2 separate regions of the Homo sapiens genome follow, and region 2 is linked to region 1. Evidence: chromatin loops called from intact Hi-C (ENCODE). Cell type or tissue: PC-3. All regions are shown on one strand. Each heading gives the region's core, and the rest is flanking DNA. Links, peaks and the distances in the headings are about the cores only. Region 1 overlaps CAND2 (cullin associated and neddylation dissociated 2 (putative)). Region 2 has its middle 41 kb from the start of RAF1.

Region 1 (8,628 bases), core at 373-8,372:
GCCAGGGCAACCTGATCCTCTCTGAGCCTCAGTTTCTCCTCGTGAGCACATGAGGGTGCTAATTGTGTCTGCGTCATAGGGTTGCTGCAACAATTTGGTGAGTGAGGTCCTGTAAGTGTTCAGAACCACCGCAGGCACACAGCCAGCGCTCAGTAAATGTTGATGTTTGACAGGTGTTCACTGAACATCTGCACTGCGCCCAAGTGCCAGGACTCAGAGTTGGGCCTGACTGGGTTTCTGCCACCAAGGAGTTCATCGTGGCCCCCTAAAGGACAGAGATGCCAACTCTGCTGATTACAGACAGCCCCCGCCTTACAATGGTTCAACTTTACAATGGTGCAAAAGCAGTAGCGTTCAGCAGGCTCCTCACCTTATGATGGGATTGCTTCTGGAAGCCAACTTACAATGGACCTATTGTGATGTAATCCCATCATACACCAAGGAGCAGCTGCGTTTCACTTAGAGCCCACCTGGTAAAGGAAGGATTCGGGGGCAGAGGTTAAAGGTGATTTAGTAAGTTTGAGCTGTGGAATACTAGCAGCATTGAGGCCCTTTAAGCTGGGCTTTGAAGGGTGAAAAGGTGTTTACCATTAAAACAGGGCTTCATGGTTGAAAGCTTCAGAAAGACCTGGGTGTCTTTTTTGTTGTTTTTTTTTGAGACAGGATCTTGCTGTGTCACCTAGGCTGGAGTGCAGTGGCACAATCACAGCTCACTGCAGCCTCGACCTCCTGGGCTCAAGCGATCCTCCCACCTCAGCCTCCTGAGTAGCTGGGACTACAGGCGTGTACCACCACACCTAGCTAATATTTTGTATTTTTTTGTAGAGATGCGGTTTTGCCATGTTGCCCAGACGTCTCAAATTCCTCCTGCCTCGGCCTCTCAAAGTGCTGGGAGGACAGCCATCATGCCCAACCTACCTGGGTTTTAAATTCCAGTTCAGCCACTTACAAGCAGTGTATCCTTAACCTGTCCAGCTCAGTTAATTAACCTGCCCAACTCAGTTTCCTCATCTGTCATTAAATGGGATCAGTAACATTTACTTTTTTTTTTTTTTTTTTGAGATGGAGTCTCGCTCTGTCACCCAGGCTGGAGTGCAGTGGCGCGATCTCAGCTCACTGCAACCTCCACCTCCCTGGTTCAAGCAATTCTCCTGCCTCAGCCACCCAAGTAGCTGGGACTACAGGCACGTGCCACCATGCCCGGCTAATTTTTTTGTATTTTTAGTAGAGGTGAAGTTTCGCCATGTTAGCCAGGATGGCCTCAATCTCCTGACTTCATGATCCGCCCGCCTTGGCCTCCCAAAGTGCTGGGATTATAGGCGTGAACCACTGTGCCTGGCCAGTAACATTTACTTCTGATGGCATTTGTGATGCTTGAATGAAACGTCATCAGTCAAGCAGTCAGCACAGTGCCTGCCACTCAGACAGTGCCTGCTCAGTAGATTATAAGAATAATTGTTCTTATTGCCACTGTTATCACTTGGGGGAAATGACACTGCAGGCTGAGCAAAGGCATGGAGACTTGAGAGTATAAGGCACGATTTGGGGCTGGCATGGATTGTGGAATAGAGATGTGGGGTTTGTAGCAGAAGCTAGAAGAGGTGTCCTTACACCCTGGGGCCATATCACCAACCTTCATCCCTCCTGCAGGTGGAGATGGGGCCCTTTAAACATACAGTGGACGATGGGCTGGACGTGCGGAAGGCGGCCTTTGAATGCATGTATTCACTGCTTGAGAGCTGCCTGGGCCAGCTGGATATCTGTGAGTTCCTGAACCATGTGGAGGACGGGCTGAAGGACCACTACGACATCCGGGTAAGACCAAGCCCCCTGCCAGATCTATGTGCCCCTGTACCAAGGGATAGTCGGGCACCATTGGGGCCATGCTTGTTTGTCCTTGCTCCCTACTCCAGGCACCCAATGAAAATAGCTGCATTGTTGTTTTCTGATAAGAAAAGGAACCTGTGTCTCAAACACCTTTGGTGGGAGTCTACACTGGGCAGGCTCTTTGGAGGATGGTTTCACAGCAACCAGAAAAAAAAAATTGTCCAGGTGTGGTGGCTTATGCCTGTAATCCCAGCACTTTGGGAGGCTGAGGCAGGAGGATGGCTTGAGCCCAGGAGGTTGAGGCTGCAGTGAAACATGATCACACCACTGCACTCCAACCTGGACGACAAAGCGAGACCCTGTCTCAAAAAAAAAAAAAAAATTCCCAGACGAAATTTTTGACCCTGCAGGGCACTTTCAGCTGTGGAATACTAGCAGCATTGAGGAGCGAGCTGCATCTCTTCGTGTTGTGACCTGAAAGAGCTCCAAGCCCCAATGTTGAGTGGCAAGAGCTAGTTCCAGAAGTTAGGACCATTTTCTTAACAGACAGAGTGAGTCTGGGGCTGGTGGAGACGTCGGTTTCTTCAATTTATATCTTTCTATATCATTTTTTTAAATGTTAAAGTTTATTCACATATATGATAGAAATCATTTAATTGTGGCGAAATATTAATAATACAAGTTACTATCTTCAGTAACTTACTATCTGCAGGTGAAGTGTTTTTTTTTTTTTTTTTTTGAGACAGGGTCTTGCACTGTCACTCAGGCTGGAGTGCAGTGGCTTGATCTCAGCTGACTGCAACCTCTGCCTCCCAGGTTCAAGCGATTCTCCTGCCTCAGCCTCCCAAGTAGCTGGGACTACAGGTGCCCACCACCACACTCAGCTAAATTTTTTTTGTATTTTTAGTAGAGACGGGGTTTCACCATATTGGCCAGGCTGGTCTCGAACTCCTGACCTCAAGTAATCTGCCTGCCCTGGCCTCCCAAAGTGCTGGGATTACAGGTGTGAGCCACTGCGCCAGGCTCCATCTTCACTATTTTAAAGTGCACAGCACAGTGGCAGTAAGCACATTCACATTGCGGTGCAGCCGTCACCACTGTCCATCTCAGAACTCTTTTCTCCTTCCCAAACTGAAAACTGCACCCATTCAACACTCTATGAATTTGACTACTCTAGGTTTCTGCCCTTGTAAGTGGAATCATACAGTATTTGTCCTTTTGTGACCAACTTGTTTCACTTAGTCTGATGTCCTCAAGGTTCATCCATGTTGCAGCATGTCAGAATTTCCCAGTGTTGTATGTACAGACCACCAGTTTGTTTACCCATTCATCCATCGCTGGACAAATATTTGGGTGTTCCCAGCTTCTGGCTATTATGAGTAATGCGACTGTGAACCTAGGTGTTCCGATATCCTTTGGAATCCTGCCTTCAGTTCTCTTCACTTTACCCAGAAGTGAAATTGCTGGATCATACGGCAATTCTGTGTTTAATGTCTTAAGGAACTGCTATACTACAACTTTATTTTTAAGTTTTTATTTATTTGTTTGAGATGGAGTCTCACTTTATGGCCCAGGCTGGAGTGCATTGGTGCAATCTTGGCTCACTGCAACCTCCGCCTCCCGGGTTCAAGTGATTCTCCTGCCTCGGCCTCTTGAGTAGCTGGGATTACAGATGTGCACCACCACGCTCGGCTAATTTTTATATGTTTTAGTAGAGACAGGGTTTCGCCATGTTGGCTAGGCTGGTCTTGAACTCCTGACCTCAGGTGACCCACCCACCTCGGCCTCCCAAAGTGTTGGGATTACAGGCATGAGCCACCACGCCCGGCCCCATATTACAACTTTAAAAAATATGTACTGTAAGCGTGAGTCACTTTTTATAAGGAAAAATTAATACAAAGTAATCAAAAGTAACCCATACTTGTTTTAAAAGATTTACACAAGATGAAAGCAAATAAAGAAGCAAGTAATAATCACCCAAAAGCTTCTCCACACCCAGAGAGGCCTGCTGTCTCAGTGTGTTTCTTGGGATGATGCACATAGACCCTCATTCATTAGTCAGCCAGTATTAAGTGAGTGCCAACACGCCAAGGTCAATGTGAGAGGTGGGGTCCCTGTTCTCAAAGCTGTGGAGATGAGTTTATGAGACCTGTTTTCTAGAAATGGGATCACACACATGCTGTTTTTTTCCCCAGCCTTTTAACTTACATTTACTGTATGTTGTTTGCTTTGCTTTTCAATATATATCAGTCCTGTCAACAGCTGCAGGAGTTCCCATTTCTGTTGCACTCACTGCTACACATGTATGTTATTTGCACATTTTCACAATTACAGACAATGCTGCTGTGAACACCCTGGTGCATTACTGTGACCCACGGTGTGATCGGTGGGCTTCTAGGGTGGAGTGCATGTTCCTGCTAAAGCATCCGATGCGCGTGGTGAGGCTGCACCTCCTGCAGCGGGCGTGCCTCTGACCACTCCAGACTTGGAGTTCCTGGGACGCTCCTTCCTGCACTTCCTGTCTGCCTGTCTCCCCCTCGGCTTTATTATTGCTTTAAACTCTTGCTTCCTGCCAACCCCCAAGAAAGAGAAAAGAAGAAACAACATAAGTTCTCTGGGATTCCAGCCCCAAGATCTTGGTTGAGAAAGGGGGTTGGGTTTTCCAGTGTATGCCATGCAAACTAGTGGAAAATGATGGGGCGCACAAAGCTGAACAGGACTTTCCACCACAGGGTTCCGGGAGGCTCCAGACGGGAGGGGTGTACTCAGCTTCCATCATCTGGGTGTGCCTGGTATTAGGCATCTTGTGGGGCTACTGACCCCAGGACACAGAGTGAGGAGTTCTGGGCCAGCCCAAAGCTCCACCTTGTGGGGATTTTTCTCCAGGATCGAGCAAGTCTGTTTCTTCCATCCAGTCTGGCCATATCCTCTCATGCCTGCCCTCCAGGAGCGCAGGACAGGGCCTAGGCACCAGTGCAGCCTTGGAGTCCACTCTGCTGCCACCCCCTGGGGTGAGGAGGGTGGGTGTTACAGCTATAGAGCCCACAGCTTTGCGTCATCAAGTCTTCAAGTGAGCCTTTAGAGAGGGAGTGAACACCGCCCAGTTCACAGGGGAGACGGAATCTTGTCTAGTTCTAGGGCACAGGGTCATGGAGTAGCCAAGAGTCATAGCTCCTGAAGTCCAGCACCGCTGCTCCTTGCTGCCGTGGGCTGGGCCTCCTCCTTTGCTGTGGGGCTTAGGGGTCAGGGTGTGGAGATGGGTAGGGCGTGGGGATTTCAGACAACCAGTCTTTATGGTGTGCAAGGCTTCTTTGTGAGGACTTGACTATTTTCAAAAGACAGGACAATTATTCCCCTACAGGCTGAATCTAGGCCTGCAGCCATGTTTAGTTGTTGTTAAAAGTTTTTGTTTGGTTTTGAAATCAGGTGTCAACATTTAAAAATCGAGACTTTTTTTTTACATGAAAATTGGGATTTCTTTTGAAAACAATCCAGTGGCCCCAAGCTACATGTTTGCACTCCCACCTGGCCACACTCAGCCAGAGCTGCCCCAGCAGCCCCCTTCACTCATCCCCAGCATCTGCCTGACTGGTGGGCATCTGAGCTTGAGAACGACTCCCTCCCTGGTGCTTTTCTGATCCTCCTTGGGTCATCCAAGTGTAGTTGGCAAAGAAAGTGTCACCATTTGAGGAAACAGACCCAGAGAGGGAGAGACTCTGGCAGGACTTCACGGTGGTCTGAACTTGGGCTTCAGGTTTCAGTTGTGGGGCCTCTGCTCTTTCCCAGGGCTGGCTGCTGCTCTTGCTCCTGCACCATTTCACTAAGAACCATCTCCTTCCTCTGGGCAGATGCTGACCTTCATCATGGTTGCCCGGCTGGCCACCCTGTGTCCTGCACCTGTCCTGCAGAGGGTGGACCGACTCATTGAGCCACTAAGGGCCACCTGCACTGCCAAGGTAAGTCCCTGGCCCAGCCCTAGCCCAGGCCCTGGAGCACCTATGGAGTCCTCGGCCAGTCGTTCAGTTACCCTTACTGAGCACTTCCTGCAGTGCAGGTGATGTTGTGAAAGTGCTTCATTTAATCATTGTCATTGCCCTATAAAGTACCTCTTATTATCATTGTATACACAGGGGAACAGAGGCTTTGAGAAGTTGTTATTGGCCAAGGCTACACAGCTAGTAAATTGCAGAGCTGGATTCAGACCCACCTCTGTCTCTCCTTCCATTCATTAAACACTTCCTGGGTGCTGAGCCTCGTGGGAGATACTAAAGATGTAACATTGAGCCTGATAGGTTCCCTACTGTCAATCTCTCACCTCCTTGTTGGGAAGCTGGGTCAGATGACTGGTCTAGGACAAAGCTGCTGCTAGACTGGAGTGCCTGAAGGGTCTGGAGGAGGGATGTGGGGTGCAAGCCCTCATGGAAAGCTGGCGTTGGGAGCAGAGCCTGGCGCACCTACGTGGTACCTAGTAAATACCTGTTGAATGAAAGAATACATTTGGGTTTTTTAAGGATGGGAATCATTACCAAAAGGAGAGCAGTGTTTTAGGTTGGCACTTAAAGAGGAGAGATACCCATAAAGTGGTGATTTTCAAAAATGAAATCTTCTGTGGATAAAACACTAAAATTGGTAGTTTATTCATAGAAACCTGCCTTGTAAGTTTACATTTTTAACATATGCTTATTATTGAGTCCATCCAAAAAAACACTTCTACAGGGCCAGGCCAGTTTTGACAGTCTCTCATTTCTGGTTTTCTCTGAGCTCTATGGCACCAAGAAAAGTCCCAGTTCTTAAGAGGGAGGTATATATGGCACTGCAGTGCCAGAACATTCTTGCAGTAAAGCCGAGGTGGCAAGAGAAGCTCTGCCCTGAGTTTCCACAAGAGCCACTCATCTGGCCACGCGGAGGATGCTGTCTGTTGGGCATTGGGATGAGCATGGGTAAATCCACACCCACAGTCCTTACCCATGACCCTGAAATCTACCAAGCTCTGACAACCAAAAGCTTTTTAGGAACCTGTTTGTCACACAACTTGACTTGAAGTGGCATGAGGCTATGATCTTTAATTCTTACCAATGTACCACTTTTATATAAGGGACTTGATCATCTGAGGATTTTGGCATCCCCTGGGATCCTGGAACCAAACTCCCATGGATACTGAGGGACACCTGTACTACTCACATTACTCATACATGTAGTAGAGTATTCATGTATTTGATTACAGGGTATTGTACAAAACCCCTCGGGAATGTTATCTGCACAGTATTACCTTTCTAAAACCCAAAATGTCTTGGATTCCAAAGCACATCTGGCTCCAGGGGTTTCAGAGAAGGGAGTGTGGACTTGTGTCGTTTAATCCTCTTGGCAACTCTTACGACGAGGCAGCTCTTACTTATAGATGGGGAAATGAGGCTCAAAGATGTAGTTACCTGAAGTCACAGCTCTTGGGGGCAGAGCCATTTGAACACAGGACTCTGCAACTCCAATGCCAAGCTGTTACCCACTGCATTGAATTCTTTAGGAAGAGCCCAGCATAATAAGGAACTTGAACTTTAGTCCATAAGCAGTGGAGGAATTACTGAGCTCCTCTGCCTAGGTAGGAGATGGTGGGGGAAGAGGAAACAGAAACTGCAGGAGGTAGTTTGGGGTGCTTACACTCCGGCTGCATCTGCAAAACTGATTGCGGGGCAGGGACTTGAGTATGGGGAGGAGGCTGCTAGAAGACCATCGCAGTGATCCATTCATTCAGTCTAGTCATATGGTGCTAAGAGCTGGTTTTAAGCACAGCAAATATAGGCTGGATCCCTGCAGTCTGTAGGAGGTAAGTATGGGAACACAGTACTTGCCACTGTCAATTAACAAAAAGCGAGCACTTCAGATTGGCTGCTCAGAGGCCCCTCAGGCTGTACTCAAGCTGATTTGAATGGCAAAGAACCTCTGTGGGGAAACTAGCCAGTGCAAAAGCCCAGAGGTGGAGTTAGGAAATAGCTGGTGAGACAGAAGCCTCAGGAGACCTCGCAGCAGGGATTTATGTTGGGGAAGATGATGGGGCAGAGAGGAAGCCAAAGACCAGTGAGGAGGCAGTGGTGTGGGCCAGGCTCAATAAAGGATGGCTGCTTCTGCTGTTTCCTACTTTAGGTCAAAGCTGGTTCTGTGAAGCAGGAGTTTGAAAAGCAAGATGAACTGAAGCGCTCTGCAATGAGGGCAGTGGCTGCCCTGCTGACCATCCCCGAGGTGGGGAAAAGCCCCATCATGGCCGACTTCTCTTCCCAAATCAGATCCAACCCTGAACTTGCTGCCCTCTTTGAAAGCATCCAGAAGGATTCCGCTTCAGCCCCCAGCACAGACTCAATGGAGCTCAGCTAGTCCCCTCAGCACCAAGGTGGGCCCTCGCTTAAGAGAAAGGAGCCCACCCAAGTCCGAGGCCTCCCCATCCCACCATCGCAGGTCTCTACTTTTGCCCTTCCACCATCTCACTGGGGGCCCTGTCGCTCCTGGTCAGGGCTTACAGTGCCTTCTCCAGGGACCCAACTCAAAGGCCCCCAGCCCAAGCTGTGAGGCTGCCAACAGTTGGGCCCCTTCCTTAACTCAGGACAGTCATCCAAAGAAATAGGGTGAGGAAGTTTTCCAGTGACTTCACACTGTACCCCTCCATAGTCTGTCTGGTTCCTTCAGAGGGTGTCTCTGCCTCACAAACTAGTAGTATTTAGAAATAGGCTGTGCTGTCAGCTGTAAAAGATCAGGAGGCAGCAGACACCACTCTGGTTTCTTCACTGCATTCAGCAATGCCTGAAGTTAGTG
Region 2 (16,996 bases), core at 5,329-13,328, 120 kb before region 1:
CCTACTCAGCCCCTACTGTATGCCAGGCACATGGAATCTTCACAACAACCCACTTTTTCTTTTTCTTTTTTTGAGATGGAGTCTTGCTCTGTCACCCTGGCTGGAATGTAGTGTCGCAATCTCGGCTCACTGCAACTTCTGCCTCCTGGGTTTAAGCAATGCTCCAGCCTCAGCCTCCTGAATAGCTGGGATTACAGGTGCGCATCACCACACCCGGCTAATTTTTGTATTTTTAGTAGAGATGGGTTTTCACCATGTTGGCCAGGATTGTCTCGATCCCCTGACCTCAGGTGATTTGCCTGCCTTGGCCTCCCAAAGTGCTAGGATTACAGTTGTGAGCCACCACTCCCGGCCAGCCAGTTTTTCTTTTTTTATGTCTTTGAGACAGGGTCTGGCTCTGTCACCCAGGCTGCTGGAGTCCAGTGGCGCGATCTTGGCTCACTGCAAGCTCCGCCTCCTGGGTTCACACCATTCTCCTGCTTCAGCCACCCGAGTAGCTGGGACTACAGCTGCCCACCACCAGGCCCGGCTAATTTTTTTTTGTATTTTTAGTAGAGACGGGGTTTCACCGTGTTAGCCAGGATGGTCTTGATCTCCTGACCTCGTGATCCACCCACCTCAGCCTCCCAAAGTAAGCCACCGCACCAGGCCACTAATTTTTTTTTTTTGTATTTTTTTTTTTTTGAGACGGAGTCTTGCTCTGTCGCCCAGGCTGGAGTGCAGTGGTGTGATCTTGGCTCACTGCAAGCTCCGCCTCCCGGTCTCACGCCATTCTCCTGCCTCAGCCTCCGGAGTAGCTGGGACTACAGGGGCCCGCCACCACGCCCGGAGAATTTTTTGGATTTTTAGTAGAGATGGGGTTTCACCGTGTTAGCCAGGATGGTCTCGATCTCCTGACCTCATGATCCACCCACCTTGGCCTCCCAAAGTGCTGGGATTACAGGCGTGAGCCACTGCGCCCAGCTTTTTTAATATTTTTTGTAGAGACATGGTTTCACCATGTTGCCCAGGCTGGTCTTGAACTCCTGACCTTAAGCAATCCGCACGCCTTGGACTCCCAAAGTGCTGGGATTACAGGTGTGAGCCACCAGGCCCGGCCAACAACCCACTTTCTAAACTATATGGAATTTCCTGAGTATTACCTGTGAAGTAGGTATTATTCCCATTTTATAGCTGATAAACCAGAAGGTCTGCAAGAAGAATTTCCTCCAAGCCACATGGGTTGTAAGAGAGAAGTTGCATCTCACACCCAAAACTTATAATCTAAAAATTATCCCTAGACCTTAGTTAGCATCAAAGTGACCTGGGGGTTTGTTAGAAATGTGCTATCTCGGCCAGGCGCGGTGGCTCCTGCCTGTAATCTCCACACTTTGGGCGGCCGAGGCCGGCGGATCACGAGGTCAGGAGATTGAGACCATCCTGGCTAACACGGTGAAACCCCGTGTCTACTGAAAATACAAAAAATTAGCCGGGCGTGGTGGCGGGCGCCTGTTGTCCCAGCTACTCGGGAGGCTGAGGCAGGAGAACGGCGTGAACCCGGGAGGCAGAGCTTGCAGCGAGCCGAGATAGCGCCACTGCACTCCAGCCTGGACGACAAAGCGAGACTCTGTCGCGAAAAAAAAAAGAAAAGAAAAGAAATGCGCAATCTCAGCCAGGCGTGGTGGCTCACGCCTATAATCCCAACACTTTGAGAGGCCAAGATGGGAGGATCACTTGAGGCCAGGAGTTTGATGCCAGCCTGGCCAACACGGTGAAACTTTGCCTCTACTAAACACATAAAAATTAGCCTGGCATGATGGCACGTGCCTGTAGTTCCAGCTACTCGGGAGGCTGAGGTAGGAGAATCGCTTAAACCCGGGAGGCGGAGGCTGCAGTGAGCTGAGATAGTGCCACTGCACTCCAACCTGGGCTCCAGAGCGAGACTCTGTCTCAAAAAAATAAAGCACAATCTCAGGCTGCCCTCCGACTTGCTGGATCAGAAACTGCCTTTTATAGGACCCTGCAATGATTCTCATGCACATTAAAGTTTGAGAAGTACTTCCTTGGTGACAAGGAAAGGCAAGGAGATACAGGGAAAGCCACCAAGGGCCCGGCAGGAGTGGGAGTTGGCAAAGCAACCCCAGCTGTCAAGACTTGGGAGGGTTAAGGCCTGTGGCAAATGAACTCCTTCTCTCCTGACCTCAGTCTCTTCTACTTTTTGTGATGGGACTGCAGAGCTGATAGCTTTCTCTGTGCATTTCAAACTTTGTGCTGACATGCCCCAGATGAGCTGGGTATACTAGCAGCTTTCTAGTGTTTATTCCCTAAGTTCAAAAGTAGTTTGACTTAAACCTCAACTTGAATGGAAAGGAAATCCTAAATTTAAGTAACACATATCAAACATTGGCATATGAGCTCCCTGATGGGTGGCCAACCGTGCCAGTTTGCCCAGGACTAAGGGATTTTGTGGGATGCAGGACTTTCACTGCTAAAACTAGCACAGTCCTGGGCAAACTGGGATGGTTGGTCACCATATCCCTCTTTTCAGCTTCTCAAATGAACACATAGGCAATTCCTTACTTAGCACAGTGATTCTAACACTGGCTACACATTGGAATCACCTGGACACTTTTGGAAAAATAATAATGCCTGCTGACTAACCTAGATGAATTAAATCAGAACCTCTGTGGGTAGGGACTGGGCATTGTTATATCAAAAAATTTTCCCATGTGATTTTGTGTGTGTGTGTGTGTGTGTGTGTGTGTGTGACAGAGTCTCGCTCTGTGGCCAAGGCTGGAGTGCAGTGGCACAATCTCAGCTCACCGCAACCTCTGCCTCCCAGGTTCCAGCGACTCTCCTGCCTCAGTTTCCTGAGTAGCTGGGATTACAGAGGCTCACCACCACACCCAGCTAATTTTTATATTTTTAGTAGAGACTGGGTTTTGCCATGTTGGCCAGGCTGGTCTCACACTCCTGGCCTCAAGTGATCCGCTGGCCTCAGCCTCCTGAAGTGCTGGAATTACAGGCGTGAGCCACCATGCCCAGCCCCCATGTGATTTTGATGTGTAGCTAAAGTGGAGAGCCAATGCTCCTCCTGAAGTCGTCTTTCGCTCTGAGTAGCACATTTTTTTTCAGGAACATGAATAATTGGCTGAAGAAAGGAAAAAGGAAAAGGGGCCAACTTTTACTGAATCCATGCCTTTCACCCTGGTCAGCACCCAAGTGCCAGAAGATGTACTGTCTGTGAAGTAGGGGTTATTTGTGCCAATTTTGCAGATAAACACTGAGGATCAGAGAAGTTCTTAACTTGGCCAAGGTCACACGACTAGGAATTAGTGGTGAACTGTGTGATTCCAGGTCTGTCTCTTCACACTAAGGCCAGGACAAGAATTTGCAAAACTAATTGCTGATGGTAGAAGTCAGAGGTATACGGATGGGAGAGAGTCACGAGCAAGCTTGTCAGGGGGCTGGAGGTGTTCTAAATCTTAGTATTAGTGGTTGTTGCAGGGGTTTGCAAGATGTAAACATCTCTGAGATGTATGTGGAAAATAAACGCACTTTAAGTTTACCATCTGTATGTTACACCTAAAAGTCCATAAGCTCCTCAGCCAACAGTGACCTTGCGGTAGGACCCACTAGTTGACCCTGGAGGTCTGCATGGGCAGTGGACTGAAGAAGGCAAAGGCTGTGGAGTCAGATGGAACTGGATTCCAGTCCAGCTTATGACGTTGGGCAAGTCACTGGACATCATAAATTGAGGGAGCAATACCTACCTAACTGGGTTAGCCTTGAGGCCTAAGGAAGAAAATACATGTCAAGTCTCTAGCACAGGGCTTGGCACCAGACAGAACAGGCAGTTCCTAAGTGGTCAGTAAATGGTGGCTTTAAGCCATCTTTAAGACGTCTGTCCTGTTAGAAGGATACAGAGTCGGAGACTTCTTGAGGTAACAGGAACAGCTGAGGAACGGGAACACCTAGGGACAGAGCATTTACAGAACTTGTCCTAGGTCTTCCTACCCTGTTGAAGAGATCACAGAAGAGATCATATGGAGAAGCCAGGTCGAGAGACAGGCCTGATGTCCCAGTGCCCTAGCTGAGCCCAGCCTTTGAGCTGTCCCCAACAAGGTGCCAGTCATGTGCGTGAGCTGTTTTGGACAGTCCAGCCCAAGTGAGCCCCTGGATAATGCTGTTCCTGCCAATGGCACGTGGAGCTGAGCCTGGTCAATGCAGAATCTCAAGAGGTAAAGCATGGATATTGTTTTAAGCCATTGAACTTTGGGGATAAGAAAAACAGGAATTGCTATTTAGAGTAGGAGGGCTCCAATAATCAACACCAAAAACATGTGCCATTGGCTTAGAAACAGAGCAGTGGGCAGAGGCTAGACAGGCCCCGAGGGGATTGTTATTGGAACATGGAAGGACTGTGAACGTAACTGTAATAGGGCCTTTGCCTGACACAGGGCAGATCAATATGCTGAGACACTTGGTTGCAGCAGAGAAAGAGGTTTAGTTGCATGGCTGGCTAATGAGGAGATGAGAGGAAACCTCAAATCTGTCTCTCCAAGGAATTTAAGGATAGGGTTTCTAAGGGGTTTGGAGTGGGCCAAAGTGTGGAGATTGTCAATTGGTGGAAGAGGGCAGGGAGAAGTCATGGGACAGGGAGATGAAGAAGCTGTTTTCATACTGGTCTGGTTCCTCCGTGGGGGTCTTCAAACTGATTGGTGTCAGCTGTTCCACTGGAAGTCAGGATCTGCTTGAGCAATTTTTTTTTTTTTTTTGAGACAGAATCTCACTCTGTCACCCAGGCTGGAGTGCAATGGCACCATCTCGGCTCACTGCAACCTCTGCCTCCTGGGTTCACGCGATTCTCCTGCCCCAGCCTCCCGAGTAGCTGGGATTACAGGCGCCCACCACCACGCCAGGCTAATTTTTTGTATTTTTAGTAGAGATGGGGTTTCACCATGTTGGCCAGGCTGGTCTTGAACTCCTGACCTCAGGTGATCTGCCTGCCTCGGCCTCCCAAAGTCCTGGGATTATAGGCGTGAGCCACCACGCCCGGCTGCTTAAGCAATTCTTTTTTTTTTTTTTTTTTTGAGATGGAGTTTCGCTCTTGTTGCCCAGGCTGGCATGCAATGGCGTGATCTCGGCTCGCAGTAACCACCACCTCCCAGGTTCAAGCAATTCTCCTGCCTCAGCCTCTCGAGTAGTTGGGATTACAGGCATGCGCCACCACGCCCCACCTTGCTTAAGCAATTCTTAAATAAAAGCTTTGTGATTCTTATGTCAGAGATCCTATCTATCTCAAGTGGGTCAAAGTGCAGCCTGATTAATGCTTAATTATAACTATATTTCTGTCCAGAATTCTTGTTAACCCTGTGAAGACAGCTGAATGAGGAAATTGTTATTGGAGGCTGAGTAAAGGGGACCCAACTAATTCACTGGCAGAATAATTTAGTAAAACTGTTCCCTGTGATAATGTGGGCACTAAAACATACCTCATGAACTTGCTGATTTGGCTGATGCAGAATGTTGATGGCACCAACTGGTTCGTGTTTTTTGTTTTTTGTTTTTTTGAGACAGAGTTTTGCTCTTGTTGCCCAGGCTGGAGTGCAATGGTGCGATCTCAGCTTACCGCAACCTCTGCCTCCCTGGTTCAAGCAATTCTCCTGCGTCAGCCTCCCGAGTAGCTGGGATTACAGGCATGCGCCACCACACCCGGCTAATTTTGTATTTTTAGTAGAGATGGGGTTTTGCCACGTTGGTCAGGCTGGTCTCGAACTCGTGACCTCAGGTGATCCGCCCACCTTAGCCTATCAAAGTGCTGGGATTACAGGCGTGAGCCACTGCGCCCGGCCAACTGGTTCATTTTAACTGCATAGCAGGAGGTATGGATAGACAGATGAATTGAAGAAGGAATTGTTCAGGATCCAAGCAGAACCTAAAGAAAAAGTTTCTAGCCCCACTAGAAACTTGCTGGATTGGAAAAAACAACTGTTTCTTGTTCCTAACCTTAACAGCCCAGTAAAAATTCTCCCAGAAAACAAAAACCTGAAGGGATGACCAGATGTGATGGCTCATGCCTGTAATCCTAGCAGTTTGAGAGGCCTAGGTGGAAGGATCGCCTGAGGCCAGGAGTTTGAGGTTACAGAGAGCCCTCAGTTGCACCATTTCACTCCAGCCTGGCAGGGACAGAGTGAGATCCTGTTTCAAAAAAAAAAGTTAAAAAAATGTGGAGGTAGGGGAGAAACCTGGTGCTAAAGATCAAATCCAGGGAACTTCTAGTAAAACGTGGCCTCCGGGTCAAGACCAAATCAGTGACACAGCTATAAGACCCTTTTGTTGATATTTCAGAAAGATTTAAGCATTTGCCAGGTGGATCCTCTCAGCTAGATAAAAAGGCCTCTAAGAATCTTTAGGGCATTGTTCCTCAGCAGTAGATGCAGGGTCCAAAGCAGAAAAGGCTTGTCTCCGAAAGAAACTAAGGGTGGCTTTTGTCTAATGCAGTGGATTGTAATCAGATACACAGGAAACACAACATTTTTAATTGTACTTGCTTGACTGAAAGGAATGGAGACTTTTTTTTTTCTTTTGAGATAGAGTCTCACTCTCTTGCCCAGGCTGGAGTGCAGTAGCAGGATCTCTGCTCACTGCAACCTCCACTTTCCAGGTTCAAGCAATTCTTCTGCCTCAGCCTCCCGCATAGCTGGGACTACAGGTGCATGCCATCAAGCCTGGCTAATTTTTGTATTTTTAGTAAAGATGGGGGTTTCGCCATATTGGTCAGGCTGGTCTCAAACTCCTGACCTCATGATCCGCCTACCTCGGCCTCCCAAAGTGCTGGGATTACAGGCGTGAGCCACCATGCCCGGTGGAACAGAGTCATTTTAAAACAAAAGGTAGCCTTTGTGGCCCCAGCTCCCTAAGTGCAGGAAGCCAGCAAACATGGTCATACCTTATGGAAAAGAAGGATGATTCAGAGGGTGGAGCCAAGAGCCTAAGAGGACCATTCCCAGGAAGCTGACCCGGGGCTTTCATCAATGTTTTCTACCCTTGGAGCAGGGAGGATTGTATCCCGTGGAATTTCAGAATGGCCACGGACCTGTGACTACCCTAGGTCTCGTGTTTTTGAATGGGAGCGTGTATTGTGGCGCCTGAGTTCCTGTTTTGCCATTCTACGTTGGGTCTATAGGGGGAGAGAACTTGTTGTCTCTTTAGTTCACAGGTCTTCAGAGCAGGAGGAACCACACCCAAAGGCCTCAGCAACAACTGGCTGAGATTTAGTTGATGAGTAACTTGACTTCAAGCCTAGGCCTGAGGCTGAATTGGGGTGAGACTCTGGGAGTTACGGGAGGTAAAGGGAAGTTCATTTTGCATGTGAGAGAGGCTTTGGGGACCAGGTAGTAGACTATGGTGACTGGTCTCCAAAGATGGCCCAATGACTCATGCCTCCCTATGTGCATGCCTTTGTGCAGTCCACTCCCACATCATATCTGGGCTGGTTCTGTGACCTACTTTAACCAACAGAAGGCAGCAGATGTGATGGATGCCATGCCAGCTCTGGACCTAAGAATTAAGGTGGCCTGCTAGTGTCAGCCTTTGCTGTTTGGAAGACCCTGAGCGACCATATAAGAAGCCTGTTTACCTTGTGCTCATAAGACCACATGGAAAGGCCTTGGGTAGGGGAGAAGCCCTGAAACCACCTGGAAAAAGACAGGTGCAGCCTTTCTGGTCTGGCTGAGTTCACACCTCTAGCCACCCCACCAACCTGCCAGACATGAGAATGCCATCTTGGATGTTCTAGCAGAGTTGAGTCCCTGGATGATATCGTGTAGAGCAGAACTGACCTCAGATTACCTGAGTCAACCCACAGAGTCATGAGAAGAGAATACAATGGTGGTATATTTTTTAGTGTGTGTGGTTTTTTGTTGTTGTTGTTGTTGTTTGTTTGATTTGAGACAGAGTCTCACTCTTTCATCCAGGCTGGAGAGCAGTGGTGTGATCTTGGCTCACTGAAAGCTCTGCCTCCTGGGTTTAAGCAATTCTCCTGCCTCAGCCTCCCAAGTAGCTTGGGTTACAGGTGCCTGCCACCTGTAATTTTTTTTTTTTTTTTTTTTTTTTGAGACAGAGTCTTGCTCTGTCGCCCAGACTGGAGTGCAGTGGCTCAATCTCGGCTCACTGCAATCTCTGCCACCCGGGCTCACACCATTCTCCTGCCTCAGCCTCCCCTGTAGCTGGGACTACAGGTGCCCGCTGCCACGCCTGGCTAATTTTTTGTATTTTTAGTACAGACGGGGTTTCAACGTGTTAGCCAGGATGGTCTCGATCTCCTGACCTCGTGATCCGCCTGCCTTGGCCTCCCAAAGTGCTAGGATTACATGTGTGAGCCACTGCACCTGGCCTGATTTTTGTATTTTTAGTAGAGACAGGGTTTCACCATGTTGGCCAAGCTGGTTTTGAACTACTGACCTCAAGTGATCCACCCACCTTGGCCTCCCCAAGTGCTGAGATTACAGGTGTGAGCAACCGTGCCCAGTCAATGGTGATATTTTAAAGCCACTCAGTTTTGGGATAGTTTGTTATACAGCAGTAAACAGCTAAAATGCCATTGGCCAAATCCAATCAGAAATTAAAGAACAAGAAGCCCAGGAAAAGTGTGCTTATAATCATCCTCCAGAAGCAGAGAGTGGAATGGAGAAGGGTGAGGAGTGGATCTGGAGGGGTGAACTGAAGATAACTAACACTGGTCCTGAAGGCTTAGATATGGGGTAAGAGACAGGGATTCCTGGGTTTGTGACATTCGGAATTGGAAGGATTGTGAGACCTTTGCTGAAACAGGGATGGCTAGACAACAACCATGTTTTGGGGGGAAAGGCTTGATTTCTATTCTGGATATATAGAGGTTGAGAGGCTTTGGGACATTCACATGGAAGTGTCAAAGGAGAGGAATGTGAGAACCGTCAGCGTACAAAGCTGGGAACTGTAGCTGAGGGTGAAGTTGCCCAGAGCGAAAGGCCGGGGTGAGATAAGAAGAGGGCCAAGGACTGAGCTCTGAGGAACCCAAGCATTTAACAGTCAAGCCTGCAAAGGAGACAGAGAAGGGACAACCAGAGAGGTAGGATAAAAAATGAGGATTGTGCAATGTCAGGGAAGACATGAAAAGAGGATGATAGAAGAGAGCAGTCAATGACATCTTACACTGCTCAGAGGTCAAGTCAGAAGAGAACTGAGGGCCAGGTGCAGTGGCTCACACCTGTAATCCCAACACTTTGGGAGGCTGAGGCAGGGGGATCACTGGAGCCCAGGAGTTCGAGACCAGCAACATGGTAAGACCCTGTCTCAAAAATAAATAGACAGACAGACAGACAGACAGATAGGACCAAAGGATCCATCGAGGTTGGTGGCCTTCAGGAAAGCCATTCCAGTTTTCTGGGGCTCACTAAAGTGAGCACTCACTCCCTTATTAGGCAGCATGAAATGAGTGAGCCCATAAAATGGGGCCAGCAGAAGAGCTGGGGCTATTTCCAAAGAGGGAATCCAGATGGCCAACAAACCCTTGAAAAGGGGCCAAACCTCAATAGTCACCAGAGAAATGTGAATTAAAACCACAATGAGCTTTCATTTTACGCCCACTAAATTGGCTAAAAATAAAAAACCTAATGATACTAGAATTTGGCAGGGGTATTAAGCAAGTGGAACTCTCAGGTGCTGTTGGTAGGAATGCAAGTTGATATAACCATCTTGGGAACAGTTTGACATTAACTAGTGTGGTTGAGGATGTGCATAGTGTGTTAAGCCAGGTTTCCTGAGAAACTGAGGAGGGTGTTGGCATGCAGAGGTTTTATGGGGAATGCCCTTAGAAATAGCACCTATGAGGTAGTGAGGAATCAGGATTTCCCATAGGGAGAGGATGAACTGTGCTAGAGTTGTAACAGAGACCTCTGTCACTGGGAGCTCTGAAACTGGGATGGCCCTTCACAGTTGTCCTGAACTGACAGAAGGGCATCATGCCTTTATACTCCTCTGTTGATCAGTCATTGGCTGGAACTGCACCCAAAGAGTGGTTGCAACCTTTTCCACTAGAGGGCTCTCCTGCCACCTGGGAAGTGAGTGAGTGCCTTGGTCCTGAAGAGGGAGATCTAACACATCACAGCATCCACTACAGTCCTGCACCACATGGATCCCCCTGCTTCATAAAATAAGCTAAACCCATCTGAGAACAGCTTCTCCAGGATTCTGCTTCATCTCTTTTTCTCTTTCTTTCCTTCTTTTTCTTCCCCTTTCTTTCTTTCTTTTTATTTCTCTTTTTTCTCTCTCTTTTCTTTCTCCCTCTTTTCTTTCTCTCCTTTTTTCTTTCTTTTCCCTTTCCCCTTTCTTTTCCTTTCTAATAAGGTCTCACTCTTTTGCCCAGGCTGGAGTTGCAGTGGCAACCATGGCTCACTGCAACCTCGACCTCCTGGGCTCAAGTGATTCTCCCACCTCAGCCTCCCAAGTAGCTGGGACTACAGGTGTGCACCACCATACCCGGCTAATTTTTATAGAGACAGGATCTTGCTATATTGTCCAGGCTGGTTGAAAACTCCTGAGTTCAAGTAATCCTCCCATCTTTGCCTCCAAAAGTGTTAGGATAACAGGTGTGAGCCATTACACCTGGCCATTTTCTTTTCTTTTTTCATCTCTTTTTCTGGGGAAGTTTGAGAAGGTTAGTGGAATGAATGGCAGCTGTCACGCTGCAGCTGGTCTCAGGGCACAGCTGATAGTCTTCTTCTCCCTCCTCTCCTGTGCATTCTAGATCCCCTCACCCTCGGCCAGCGTCTCTGCTGGTCTAGGTGGCTTACCTAGTGAGATGGCCCTGAGAGGTTTGAGACCATGGTCACCATGCTTGTCTCAGGTCATGGTTGCCGCATCTGTCTATTAACCATCAAAGTTGGTCAGAGAAGAACCAAGAATCACCGCAATAGATCTGCTGGAGTGTTAGATGAGTCCCTCCCCATCCTGTTGTGCAACAGCAGCCCTGCCTCCTCCTGGTGATCATTTAACCTGCCAAGAACATGACTCCTTTTTTTGCCTGCTGGTCTGTTGGTGTAAGGAGCCTGAAGTGACCAGGTGGCAGCTGGTTTGATAAGACAAATTTTATTGGCCTCCTGGGGGAAGCATCCTCCTGCTGGGAATGAGGACTTCTAGACCTATAGAGCCTAGAGCTGTACAGATGAAAGGACTGATTTCTCCCAGCAGCTCACTGGGAGTACAGTGAGAGCAGCCACTCATACTTCCACCCCCGGATTCCCAGATCCATTTATTCTACTTCGACAAGACAGCCCCAGCCCCAACCTGGAAATACCATCTGATGTCTCTCTACAGGCCTGCAAAGAGCAGGCACTTGAGCTCTTAATCAACAACTCATAAATGGCTGTTGATTCAGGGTGAATACTGCATCCTGGGGGATGGTGCTGTATCCTTGCAGTGTCATTTCCAGATTGATGCCTTGGCTGCATTTCTTTTTTTCTAACTAAAGTGCTTTTTATTTATTTTATTTTATTTTATTAATTTTTTGGGGGCGACAGAGTCTCACTCTTGCTGGAGTGCAGTGGCATGATCTTGGCTCACTGCAACCTCTGCCTCCCAGGTTCAAATGATTCCTGTGCCTCAGCCTCCCAAGTAGGTGGGACCACAGGTGTGTGTTACTTCACCTGTAGTAGCTTTTTGTATTTTTAGTAGAGACGGGGTTTCACCATGTTGCCCAGGCTGGTCTTGAACTCCTGGGCTCGAGTGATCTGCCTGCCTTGGTCTCCCAAAGTGCTGGGATTACAGGTGTGAGCCACTGCACCCGGCCACTAAAGTGCTTTTTAAATTTTTAGACTTGCCAAACATCTTTAATATAGAAATTCTTTAATCTATCAACTCAAATCACAGCAGCAGCCACAAAGCAGTTAAAGGAAGGGTCTTGGGAGGGAGAAAGGAAGGTTTTCAGGCTCCTGACTATTTCCCTCACCTGCAATCCCGCTTGCTGCCCATGAGAACACGGTCTTAGCAGAGAACAAGTCAAGGCATCCAGAGCCGTAGGGGCCTTACAGCCCACTCTAGGGTGGCCTAAGTGCTGTAGTCCCCTCCAACATGACATCACTGCAACCTCTAGGGAAAGCCAAATCCAGCTAGGAGACAATAGGAAGGTGATTGTTACTGAGAGGAGACATTCATCTGCATTCTGCTGATCATGTCTTTTGGAGATAGAATTTTCCAGACACTGTTGGATAGAAAAGAGTTAAAAATGCACCTGGGAGAAGAATAGAAGTTGAACGTTAGTCTGCCTTCTGCCAGAATTCCTTGCCCATGACTCTAGAAAGCTGGCGTGGATCTGCTCAGAGTTGGGAAGGGGAAGGGATGACAGAATCTTTGGTCCAGTGGGGCTGGAGCCTTGCCAGGCACTGACCAAGAAAGCCTCAAGGCAGATCAGCGACTCCTGTGGGAAGCAGCACTGGGTGAACCATACTCCAGGGAGTGCTGTGGTACAAAAATAGCTTTCAGGCAGAACTTATTGCAGGTGTGGAAGAGAGAAAGGACTCAAATGGGAAAGAATTAAGAGCTCAAGTGCCTGCCTTTTACAGGTCTACAGGGAGACGTGAAATGATATTTCCAGTTTGGGGCTGGGAAAGACCCAGTCTATTGTTCCTCTGGGGCCCAGTTTGACTGTTTGGATGTAGGCAACAGCACCAAAGTCCTCCAGGGTCATTGAGGCCAGCTGCTTCTGGGCAAGGTGGTATGTGGTAAGTCCAGTGGATGTCACAGTCATAAGCAAGGCTGTACCACCTTTGCTGTCTCTTGGTCTAATGGGAGTTATCTGAGACTCTTGGTCTAATGTGATATTATCTGAGACCAAATGTTAGTGGATCAGTGCTTTGCAAGTCCTTAGATCGGCCGAGGCGTTGTAGCCAGGAAATGTAACACACACCCAAAAGATGTGTCAGTTGCAGTCAACATGAATTGCTTCCCCTTCCAGGTAGAAGAGGTCTGATGTAACTAGCTTGCCACCAAGGGGCTGATGGGGCTCCTTGAAGGATGGTTGTCATGTTGAGGTTTTTTTTTTTTTAATTATTTTTTCTCATACATCACATGAAGGATGAAGAGGGCTCTATGTTAATCTTTGTTGCTGGAAGATTGGACATTCAACAGTGACAGTAGCTAGAGCATTCTTAGTGAATGCAGAACCTCTAACCCCGCCACATAGCTTCTCCATTTGTAAACCCATTGTGCCAGAACTGGGGTGGCCAGTGACAGAGGCTGACTGCTGAATGGACTGAGTCTCTCTGCCTATTTTGTTACATGGTAACTTCTCCACGGTAGATGCTGTCTGGGGGACAGGAGCATAAGATGCAAAGATTTTCACACTTTGTGCCAGTTCCCATGGGTCCACACATCCCTGTGTCCCAGACCTCCTTGTCTCTAATCTTCCTATATTTATCCTTCCTAATTTTGCCACTGCCCATATGTCTGTAACTTACCTCAGGTTATTTCTCTTGGCCACGAAGTGGTTGAGCATGTGCACTGCCCAAAGTTCGGCCTGTTGGGAAGATTCCTTCTCATTAGTGTCTTTAAGGGTCCCTGCTGAGTGAGGCTGCAGTGCAGTTGTTCTCTGTTTTCAACTTGCACTGCCATGCTGAATGCACCCACCTGTGGATCAAGCTTGGCCTTTTTCCTGTTTGCTGGCTGGTCATAAGGGAGCCCAAAAGCAGCTGCCAGGGTGAGCCGAAGGAGGCATGCAGGTGTCACACTGGGGGATGACATGGGGGTCTTGGCCACCATGGGGATCTTGTGCAGCTTACTCGTGCTCTCTGGCCCTGCTTGTGCCTGATCCCAGATGTTCCACCTTACTATGGATTGCTGTCAAGCCCATCTGACCTTGTCATTTGGTAGCTCTGACAGATCCCAGCTTGGGATGGACAGTTCTGGCTGCAAGGGTCACTTAATGTCCAATGGTCAAGCCCTCTATCTCTACGAGGGCCACCCACAGGTAATTTGTCAAATGGCAATAATTCTCTGCTGCAGACTGAATGGCTTTGCTCTGGAACTTGAGGGATCTACGTGGTGATTCTCTCATTGGGGCTTGCCATAAATATATGGCATCTCTTCCCACCACAGATACCTCTAATAGCCCAGGTTCTTCCAGGTTATGTGGCCCCAGAGGCTGAGCTGCTTGTACTACAGCCTGACTGTGCCAGAGAGCTCTTTTCTGCCTTGAGATCTGTTCAAAGTTGTCAGCCTTCCATGTTCCTAAGAAAATGGGTTGGAGCAGTATTCCAAAGTATAAAATACGCCACAGGCCGGGCACGGTGGCTCACACCTGTAATATCAGTGCTTTGGGAGGCCGAGGCAGGTGGATCACCTGAGGTCAGGAGTTTGAGAACAGCCTGGCAAATGTGGTGAAACCCTATCTCTACTAAAAATACAAAATTATCTGGGTGTGGTGGCAAGTGCCTGTAGTCCCAGCCACTCAGGAGGCTGAGGCAGGAGAATCACTTGAACCTGGGAGGCGGAGGTTGCAGTGAGCCGAGATCACGTCATTGTACTCCAGCCTGGGCAAAAAGAGTGAAACACCATTTCAAAAATAAATAAATAAATAAAGTAAAATATGCTGCAGAAGTCTACAAAGTGTTGCTGTCTTCTTCTTTTTTTTTTTTTTTTTGAGACGGAGTTTCACTCTTGTAGCCCAGGCTGGAGTGCAATGGCATGATCTCGGCTCACTGCAACCTCCGCCTCCCGGGTTCAAGTGATTCTCTTGCCTCAGCTTCCTGAGTAGCTGGGATTACAGGCGTGCACCACCAGGCCCAGCTTATTTTTTTTAAATTTTTTAATTTATTTTTTGTATTTTTAGTAGAGACGGGGTTTCATGATGGCCAGGCTGGTCTTGAACTCCTAACCTCAGGTGATCCACCCACCTTGGCCTCCCAGAGTGCTGGGATTACAGGCATGAGCCACTGCGCCCAGCAGAGTGTTGCTATCTTCTTAAGGAGGAACAAGGTGTAATTACTTGTCCTTTGCCTTGGAGAGGATGTCCTAGCAGGCCCCAGACCATTGAATCCCTAAAAACCTCATGATGTGGTGAGCCTCTTAAACTTCTGGAGTCCTTCTAATTCTTTTTTTTTTTCCTAGTTTATTTGCTATTTTTTCCAACTTTTAGATTCAAGGGGTACATGTACAGGTTTGTTACCTGGATACATTGCGTGATGCTGTGATGCTGAGATTTGGGATACAAATGATCCAGTCACCCAGGTACTGAGCATAGTATCCGACAGTTTTTCAATCCTTGCCCCTCTCCTCTCCTCCCCGCTCTAGTAGTCCCCAGTGTCTAGTGTTGCTGTCTTTATTCCCATCAGCCCCTGATGTTTAGCTCCCACTTATAAGAACATGTGGTATTTGATTTTCTGCTCCTGTGTTAATTTGCTTAGGATTAAATTCTTTTTTTTTCTTTTTTTTTTTTTTGAGATGGAGTCTCGCTCTGTCGACCAGGCTAGAGTGCAGTGGCGCGATCTCAGCTTACTGTGAGCTCCGCCTCCCGGGTTCACACCATTCTCCTGCCTCAGCCTCCCGAGTAGCTGGGACTACAGGTGCACGCCACCATGCCCGGCTGATTTTTTGTATTTTTTTAGTAGAGACGGGGTTTCACTGTGTTAGCCAGGATGGTCTCGATCTCCTGCCCTTGTGATCCGCCTGCCTCAGCCTCCCAAAGTGCTGGGATTACAGGCGTGAGCCACCATGTCTGGCCAGGATTGAATTCTTATAGGGTTTATCTCCAACTCTCTGGAGCCATGTCCTGTTCATCCAGTCCTATTAACACTATCTCGCCCATAGACTGGATCAATATGATGTTTTGCAGGATGCCCAGATGGCCCAGTCCCTTTACACCATGTTATGACAGACGGCAAGACTTAACATAGCCTTGAGGTAGACTGTAAATGTATATTGTTGTCTGTCCCCACATATATTGAGCTATTTTTGGTCCTTTTTCTTGTTAGGGATGGGAAAGCCAAATCAATGGTTGGACACCACAGACTTGAAGCAATGTTAATCAGATCTAGGAAGACACCATCTCCACACAGCAACTTCAGTTGGGGCTTGTATTAGTCCGTTTTCATGCTGCTGATAAAGACATACCTAAGACTTGGTAATTTATAAAGAAAAAAAGATTTTACTCACAGTTCTATGTGGCTGGGGAAGCCTCACAATCATGGCGGAAGGTAAAAGTCACATCTTACATGGCGACAGACAAGAGAGAATGAGAGTCAAGTGAAAGGGAAAACCCCTCATAAAACCATCAGATTTCATGAGGCTTATTCACTACCACGAGCACAATATGGGGGGAACCGCCCCCATGATTCAATAATCTCCCACCAGGTCCCTGCCACAACACATGGGAATTATGGGAGCTACAGTTCAAAATGAGATTTGGGTGGGGACACAGCCAAACCATATCACAATTACTATTTGGCTGAGTTTGCAGTAGTCCTCCATCATCCTCCAGGATCCATTCAATTCTTGCAGGAGTCAGTTTAGTGAATTAAATGGGGGGTAGATGGTGACCACGACCCCTGAATCTTTGAGATCTTCTAGAGAATTCAATGAAGAAGTAGTTTCAGCTGCATTTTACAGACAAAGAAACTGAAGTTTAGAGAGTTTTACAAATATTTATTGTAAAACTTTTTTTTGTCAAATCTGTTTGACTCACAAGCTTTTTACTTAATCACTAAGCTACCCAGCCAATAATTGTAATTAGAGTTAATTTAGGAAACTGAAAAAGAGATGACTAAATTGCTACATGTCCATAAAACTCCATCATGTTTTTTGTTAGAAATGTTATTAACAAGTCTAATTTTCAGATCAAAAGGGGCCAATTCTGCCTAATTTATTAAAAGTGGGAGATAATGCTGGGCACAGTGGCTTATGACTGTAATCTCAGCACTTTGGAAGGCTGAGGTGGGAGGATCGTTTGAGCCCAGGAGTTAGAGACCAGCCTGGGCAACAAAGC

The links. Hi-C counts contacts between places; a loop is a spot of excess contacts. Peaks named below come from ENCODE experiments on the same cell type or tissue, not always from the same donor. Only the 100,000 strongest peaks of a DNase experiment are listed, where the experiment ranks them.
Region 2: it touches region 1 in a loop (4-fold over the local background); 18 of 110 quality-filtered maps call a loop at or near these places.

What each region holds. Positions count from the first base shown.
Region 1 is chr3:12,825,790-12,834,417 of GRCh38, forward strand. CAND2 (cullin associated and neddylation dissociated 2 (putative)) reads left to right here. Exons shown (of 15, transcript NM_001162499.2): 13 at 1,651-1,815; 14 at 5,676-5,783; 15 at 7,966-8,628. The coding sequence ends at 8,193. Among named protein-coding and RNA genes, the nearest start is that of SNORA7A, 10 kb to the right of the region's middle. RefSeq lists an enhancer at 4,334-5,282. In PC-3, for the core only: CTCF peaks have their summits at 4,694 (motif pointing left), 4,970 and 5,176; DNase peaks (open chromatin) are centred at 3,172, 3,852, 4,352 and 4,652; H3K4me3 peaks cover 1,782 bases; H3K27ac peaks cover 3,349 bases.
Region 2 is chr3:12,696,597-12,713,592 of GRCh38, forward strand. No RefSeq gene overlaps it. Among named protein-coding and RNA genes, the nearest start is that of RAF1, 41 kb to the left of the region's middle. In PC-3, for the core only: CTCF peaks have their summits at 10,067 (motif pointing right) and 12,475; DNase peaks (open chromatin) are centred at 10,065, 11,015 and 12,395.